Regions from separate parts of the Homo sapiens genome. Here region 2 is linked to region 1. The links are chromatin contacts, found by Hi-C or POLR2A ChIA-PET in ENCODE. All regions are on one chromosome and are shown on one strand. Each heading gives the region's core, a stretch centred on a gene start or an enhancer-like site at or near the end of the contact. The rest is flanking DNA. Distances are from core to core; before and after follow the strand shown.

Region 1 (3,676 bases), core at 1,051-3,550:
AAAAAAATCATTTTCTTTCAGTTTTTGGTTCTTGAAATAATGGGAGGTCCAACAGAATAATGAAAGGGCTGTTTTTACAAGATAAAATCAGGTGGGAAGCTGGGGTGGGGCTGGTCCCGTCATCTCCAGCCCTTGAAATATAAACCAGCTCCCATCCTGTTTCCTCTCAGGCTCCTGGCCTGAGTAGCTTCTGGGCAAAGCCAGTGGCTTCATTGTGGTCACTGTAATTGTGCCAAGTCACGAACCTGTAGGCTGAGCCAGGAAGGCCCCAAAGCAGATAAGCCAGGCTGGCAACATGAGCGCCCCTCACCTCACATCCTGCCCCACAAATGGCTTGAGCAGGAACCACGAAGCCTGGAGCAGACTCGGCTGTGCTGCGTGCTCTTGGGAAAAGACCCACAGCCAAGCCAAGACCACAGTCTGAAGACCCTGAGCCCCACGGAAAGGCATTATTTGTGAGGCCTCCACGTTGGGGGTGTGGTAGGGAGAGCAAGATTTTGAAATCAGAGAGCCTAAAGTGGAATCCCAGTTGTACCCTCTGGGATTGTCTGGAGACAAGCGGCTTTAGCTCTGGAACTCAGCTCCCTTGCACATACGTGCAGATGACAACGCCTGCCCTTCAAGGTTGTGAAGATTCATCAAGACCACATGAGTGAAGCACCTGGCATCAGGTGTGGCACAAAGCAGGTGCTCAGGAAATGCCAATCTGCTTAATAATAAGAAGAGAGGCCGGGAGTGGCAGCTCATGCCTGTAATCCCAGCACTTTGGGAGGCTGAGGTGGGCAGACCTCCCAAAGTCCTGGGATGACAGGAGTTGGAGACCAGCCTAGCCAACATGGTAAAACTCTGTCTCTACAAAAAATACTAAAAGTTAGCCGGGCGTGGTGGCATGTGCCTGTAATTCCAGCTACTTGGGAGGCTGAGGCAGGAGAATCGCTTGAACTGGGAGGTGGAGGTTGCAGTGAGCTGAGATCATGCCACTACACTCCAGCCTGGGCAACAGAGCCAGGCTCTGTCAAAAAAAAGAAGAAGAAAAATGAGGAGGAAGAGGGAGGAGGAAGAAGAAGGAGGAAGGAGGAAGGAGATGACACCTAGGAGTGGTTACTATGTACACTCAGTGCCTTCCCATTCCTTATCTCACTTAATCCCAATGACTGTCTGATGCAAGTCCCATTGTTATTCTCACCTGACAGCTGCAGACGTGGAAGCTCACAGAGGTGGAGTCATCGCCCAGGGTTACACACCTGATGAGCAGAGAGCTGGGATTCGAACCCAGGCAGCTGGGGGCTGAGGAGGCCGAGGGAGAAGCAGCTGGTGATGAAGCCTAGAAACGAATCAGGTCTGCTTCCTTGCTTGGCATTCGGTGCCATTGACAGCAGCCTCCCCTCAGCAAGCAAAACTTGCTCCAAATTGAGCTGCGAGTTTCTTGCAGGGTGGAGCTGCCCTCGGCTGAGTGGAGCCAGGAGGGTGAAGCAGGAGTGTGAACGGTGTGAAGCACCCATTACAAATTTCTGGCCGCCATCCTAATTTTAGAGGCTTCATGTTTCAATATGAAATGCTGTTGTTCGTGCCACAAAAGGAGGAAACAAACAGAATCGTGCCAGGAGAAACCCCCTCCCCCACCAAGTTTGATGCTGTAAAAATGTCTAATGGGGAAATCTTTTCAGTGGTAAATTACCCCACTGCCTTCTTTTCCTCTTATTTTGCATCGGAAGCTCTCCTCAGTTCCTACTGGAAGATGTTCAAGGCTGGGCCAGGAGAATTCTAGAGACTTTTTCCCCTAATAGGCACCGTGTTTGTGGAGAAGTCCACTAAGAATCCCAGACTTGACATAGCCCTGGCATTCAGCGGCCGCCTCACTCCCATGTGGAGTGAAAACCAGGAAGACAGCAGAAGGTGGCAAACCCACTGTCAAGAACCAGAGTAGCAATTTCTTGCCATTGTAGTGATAAATTGCTACACTGGCTGAACTAAAAATTGTAATAATAATAACAATTAACATTTATGCAGCATGTACAATGCTCCAGTAAAATATTCTTTTAAGGTCACAATGTACCTTTATCATGATGTTGTCATAATGTATCCACAATAATAGCAGCACTAGCTAACATTTATTGAATAATTACTGTGGTTACTTTATCTGCATCATCACATTAATCTTTAAAACTTCACAACAATGCTTTGAGCCTGGTGCTTTTATTATTCCCATTGTACAGTTAATAAAACAGGTTTACGTAGTTAGTGGCTGAGCTGGGTTGCAGACTCAGGCACGTCTGAATCCGGAGCTGGGGTTCTTACCCACTCCAGTGACTGCCTCTCAGAAAAGAACAGGGCAATGTCCATTCTCCTTTTATTTTCTTTAAGCACCTGATCATTCTAAAAGCATGTGTTCCTCCGTGTGTGTGAGTTGTGTACACGTGTGTGTGTGTTCCTTTCTTTTCTCGGACTCCAGGCTCATGACTGCTTATTTGCATGGTGTTTTGGTGTCAAAGGAGTGTTGAATGTGTTCTCCACACACCCAGCTTTATTCCACTCTAGGAGTTTAACTTCTTCAGCATTGTTATGAGGTCCCCGGTGACCTCAGTTTCTCCTCTCCGCGTCATCCAGGACTTCACCTGAAGCTTGAGCTACACGTAAGACTTCATCTACCTTGCACAGGGCAATGGAGAGAGGTAAGTTTCTGGGACCAGAGGGGTGTTGTCTTATCCTCGGTAGAGGGAGTGCAGAGGAGGGATGGAAAGGACAGGAGAGGACTGACTTCAGAAGGGGTCAACTGGGATCGTTCCAGGCAAACTAGATTTGTGTCACTCTGCTTAGCTCCCTTCTTACAAACGGATGTGAGAATACATCTTCGCCATCCCTTGGCCTGTGAGGCTGGCCCCATTACTGAATGTGTGGAACTGAGAGGTGCACTGAGTAGAAGCAGTAACAGGCAGCAGGTGCTTAACTGTTGGCTGGCTTTTTCTTGGCTTTTTCCTCTCACTCGTTGAAGGTGCAATGCCTCATCTTGATACTGGATCATTTCTTCTGTAACTACCAAGTTTTGTAGATTTGCCTCCTGGAATCTATGATGCTTCTGTGAGATTCCTCCTTCAATGAAATGAGGGATAATTAAGTAGCCTGCTGCATCCAACCTCAGCCTGCCTTCCTGTGAGGTGTCTACGTGTGCCTGTGCACACACACGCCCGCGCACACACAGGCATGCACACACATGTGCATCCAGACATCCATGCATGCACACACATGTGCATCCAGACATCCATGCATGCACACACACACACACACACACACACATAGGTGTAAAGTTTAGTTACATTGGAATTATTTACTTGTTTTCAGAACACTAACTGTAAATATGTGTTTATATCACTGGGTCACTAGGACTTTCTTATTTCTGCCTAAGTACCTGAAGTTTCTATTTCTCTATTTTTCAAAATTATTTTTAAATTAGAAAAATAATCCTCAAATACAATATCATTTAAAAAGACTCAAACGATACAGAAGGGACGTATGGGAAAATGTGAAAAAATCCCCTTTATACAACTGATACTTCAAAACACTCTCATTCCCACCTACCAACCCTCTAACAATAGAATAACTTCATATTTATGCTGATGGACCTTTTCCTATGTAGTGTGAGCTTAGTGTGCAAAAAAATCTCAAAATATTTTTGAAA
Region 2 (4,000 bases), core at 58-2,557, 100 kb before region 1:
TTCTCATCTCTAAATGGGGCCAATACATGCAGGATTGTTGCATGTAGATGATGAGATGTTAAGAGGGCTTTTCTTTCCTTTTTTTTTTTTAACCCCCAGAGATGGGGTCTTGCTCTGTTGCCCAGGCTGGAGTGCAGTGAGTGGTATGATCATAGATCACTACAGACTCTAACCCTTGGGGCTCAACCAATTTTCCTGCCTTAGCCTCCCGAGTAGCTGGGACTATAGGTATGTGCCACCATGCCTGGCTAATTTTTAAATTTTTTTGTAGAGATAAAGTCTCACTATGTTGCCCAGGCTGAAGAGGGCTTTCTTAATATAAGCCTTATAAAATGCTGTAAGAACATGAAGGTTAACTTGAAAGTCACTATGAAAAGTCCACATTGGTTAAACATCTCCAATGTGCTTACTATGTTTGTGAGCTGGAGAGATGACAAAGAAGAATAACAGATTCTCCACCCTTCAAGAGTTTTGAGGGCTCATAGGCTAGTGAGAGAGGTGGTTGTGAAGACAATTAATTGCAGCAGAGTGCTAAGTATAGAATATAATGGAACACCAGGTGTAGGGGTGTGGGGAGGAGGAAGGCACAACTGTGCCTGGGGACTCAGCAAAGGCTTCTGAGACCAGAAGATGTTAGGGTTGAATCGTGAAAGGGAAGTAGGAGGTTGCCAGGCATGTAGGGCGCATTCCGGGTGGAGGAAACAGTCTGTGAAAAGGCAAGACGGGAAAAAGGAGAGAATGTTTATGGGCAACTCCAAGCAACTGGTTGCTGCAGAGTTTGGGGTATGTGGGTGGGAGCTGAGGTTGAAAAGGGATGACCAGGTCACATCTTGGAGACCTCTTTTATGGAGGTCACAGCTAAATGATGCAGTAAGAAATAAAACAAAAATACGTAAATATGGCAAGCAATCCTTTTACAGATCCTTCTCTCAGACATAAGATACTAAAAGACACTGAGCTTCCATATTTTTGACTCCCGACTCCCTGTGAGATGCACTGGGCATGAGCTTTGAGCATGCCCTTGTGAGGAACTCCAGCCAGCAGTCCTGGACTTTGAGCCATCCAGGCCAGACTGCAGATGATTCCAGCTCCTAGTCATGGAGTCACTCCAGTCAAATATCAAAATACTTTGGATATTTCCTGCTGAGGTCCTGGATGAGCCATCCTCACTGCGCCCATTAAATGATTCCTAGAATCTGTGAGTACAGGAAGTTGTTATATCCCAGGATGAAGTCACTGATCTAGAACAGGGAAAAGCCTTCACGTTGAGGACAGCTGCCCTGGGGAAGAGGATCATCTGCCCAGGGCACGTCCCAAGGTCATACGATTCATGCTGCTGCCACTGGCCTTTCCAAAACCCAGACACCATCATGCCACTCCTCTGATTTAAAAGCTGCCGTGGGTCCTCTCTGGCTGCAGAATGTAGCCTAACTGCTCAGTCCGTTGCTCAGGTTATTCACAGCCCAGCCCTCACCTTCGCCTGAGCTTCCTCTCCTGTGACTCTCCTCAGCAGCTCCAGGTCCTTGCCTCTTTGCTGCTTGGGGAAAGCATACTCCTCATTCAGGGTCAGCCAATTCCCGCCTGTCCTCACAGGCAGAGGAACAGCCTCCTCTTCTAGGCTCGCTCAGCACTCGACACTTTCTTCTTAGAGCTCTTTTCAGACGTTCACTTTTTGTGTTTGTATTTTGGCAAGACTGTGATTTCCTGGAGGGTAGGGACCATGTCTGACTCATGTCTGTAGTCTCAGGGCCCAGCTCTGTGTCCAGTTCAGTAAATGTTTTAGATGATTGAATGGATGCCTGGGAGGAAGGGAGGTGTGCTCCCCAGCAAACAACTGAGTGAATGTTTTCCAGGGGTGAGTCAGGAGTGATCTGTAAGTGCTATCCTCTACTGCTTTGTCTTCTGCTGTTTTTCTTTCATTCTTTCCCTCCTGCATTGCTTCTCTTATACTCATTTTTAAAATACATCTTTCTAAAATTTTTAAAAAAATTTTTTAATAATTAAAAAAATAAAGATGGGATCTTGCTAATTTGCCCAGGCTGATCTTAAAATACTGGGCTTAAGGAATCCTCCTGCCTCGGCTTCCCAAAGTTCTGGGATTACAGGCATGAGCTACTGCACCCAGCCGATTTTTTTGTGCACAAATTTTTAGAAATACCTGCCATGCAGGGGTTTGTATATTTGGGGCATAGATACCCAGGTAATACCCCCATCCCAGAACAGTTACTTCAGTTGTTCTGTGGATGATAAATCAGAGACCTACAATGTAGATTTCTCTTTTATATGTCTTTATTGCCTATATTAGGATTCATTAGTTACAATGAAAAGGAGAGGTAGAAACAACATAATTCAGTGTTCTGACACAAGGCTGTTTCCTCTGGTCCACAGGCTAATTTTTTTTTTTCTACTTAGAATTAGAAACTGATGATACTTCCACTTTTTCCCTTAGGAAAATGTTTAAGGATTTAGTGATCTTACTTTGAGGGTAATTCTCCAATGATGCTGCCTAAATGTTTCTCCTTTAATTTCATCCCAAGGCCAAGCTTTAATGCTTGAAATGATTAGTTCACACTGCAACTAATTTAGAATTTGAGTTAACACAAACACAGTTTGCATGTATATTCTCATAAGAAAGGTTTGAAATAACCCTTTATCTGCAAGGTTTCAGTATTACCAACATGCAGCATTTCATCCAAATTTGTCACCATTTTACAAACAAAGGGCTCAAGAAATCAAGGCCTTTTGAATCATCAGGGCCTACTAAATTTTTTAAAAGACTAAATGCTTATGATGCATGAATAGGTAATGGAGGCATTTACAAATTTCAATTTTTAGTCCATTAATCTCATTTACTTATTAAGAATCATTTATAGAAAATTCAACTCAACCAAGTACCTGTATAAGGTAATGTAGGCAATGATTTTGTAAACTAGTAAAAATTATGTCAGGTATTATTGACATCTGCACGTATTTGTAAATCCAAGACTGCATTTTAAAAGATGTAGACAATCTAGATGTATTTGCCTACCATTCTGTTACAAGTAAATCTATATATATTTTTTCTTTTTTTAATTATTTAATTAATTTTTTTTCTTATACTTTAAGTTCTAGGGTACATGTGCACAACGTGCAGGTTTGTTACATAGGTATACATGTGCCATGTTGGTTTGCTGCACCCATCAACTCGTCATTTACATTAGGTATTTCTCCTAATGCTATTCCTCCCCCCACCCCCATCCCATAACAGGCCCCAGCGTGTGATGTGTGATGTATATTATTTTTATTGTGATGTATATTATTTTTCACGTTAAGATAAACAAAACCAGAAAATGTGTTTCTACTTTTTGTATTTCTGCTTTTTGTATCCCATATCCTGGAGAGAAACGAACTTTCGCATCGCAGCTACCTGCATTTTCAAGTCAAGTAAACAAACTTGGAATCCAAAAGTGTAAGCAGCACCTCTGCTGGAGATAAGAAGTGGCTTAGACATAAACCCCATCACTACCCCTCCCACAACCTGCTTCCTACCTCATCTTTCTTCCAGCAAAGCTGGTTTGAAGGCTCTGGACTTTTGATCATGGCCTCGGGCCGCTGTCCTGGATGGCTGGTCTCAGAAGACCCTCTGAAAACCCAAAGAAGCTTTGGCTACCAGGGGATTCATTTCTCATCTTAAAATTATTCTTTAGAGACAAGATTTAAACCTTCACTTTCTAGGCCTTAGAGTTCCCTTCTCAGAATAACAGGTGGATTACACCGATGGCTGCATTCTCCCCACAGCGGCCACAGGATATTTAAAAATGTAAATCATGTCCCATAACCTGCCTTCCCATTGCACTTCAGATATCCAGGTTCCTCATCCAGGCCTTCGAGGGCCTTTGGGATCCTGCTGTGCTCCCTTTACATGCCTGGCTTGAAGCTCCTCCCCTGCCAGCCTTGCTCTTCCCCTCCCAACCTCGCTCTGCTCCAGCCCCGCTCTCTGGTCTGGCCTCATACATGCCCA

The links. A loop is a pair of places that touch in the nucleus more often than their neighbours do. ChIA-PET counts read pairs that join two places held with the same protein, here RNA polymerase II (POLR2A). Pooled maps may share reads with other maps.
Region 2: a map of PC-9 shows a loop between it and region 1 (7-fold over the local background). The contact joins the enhancer-like site here to the promoter of LINC03095 in region 1. A Hi-C loop is called at or near these places in 1 of 168 maps with a recorded cell type or tissue (PC-9) and 2 of 50 pooled maps. POLR2A ChIA-PET finds 5 or more read pairs at or near these places in 1 of 52 experiments (PC-9).

The regions. Positions count from the first base shown.
Region 1 is chr7:26,549,539-26,553,214 of GRCh38, forward strand. It overlaps LINC03095 (long intergenic non-protein coding RNA 3095), which reads left to right and starts at 2,301. Exons shown (of 3, transcript NR_184281.1): 1 at 2,301-2,672. It overlaps LOC124901605 (a long non-coding RNA gene), which reads right to left and starts at 1,455. Exons shown (of 2, transcript XR_007060263.1): 1 at 1,187-1,455. RefSeq lists an enhancer at 281-1,480.
Region 2 is chr7:26,448,209-26,452,208 of GRCh38, forward strand. All of the region lies in intron 1 of LINC02981 (long intergenic non-protein coding RNA 2981), which reads left to right. Among named protein-coding and RNA genes, the nearest start is that of SNX10-AS1, 51 kb to the left of the region's middle. Within about 2 kb of position 1,308, at least 4 of the 41 ENCODE cell types and tissues checked have a DNase peak (open chromatin) inside an H3K27ac peak, as active enhancers do; they include PC-9, where a contact is called at or near this core.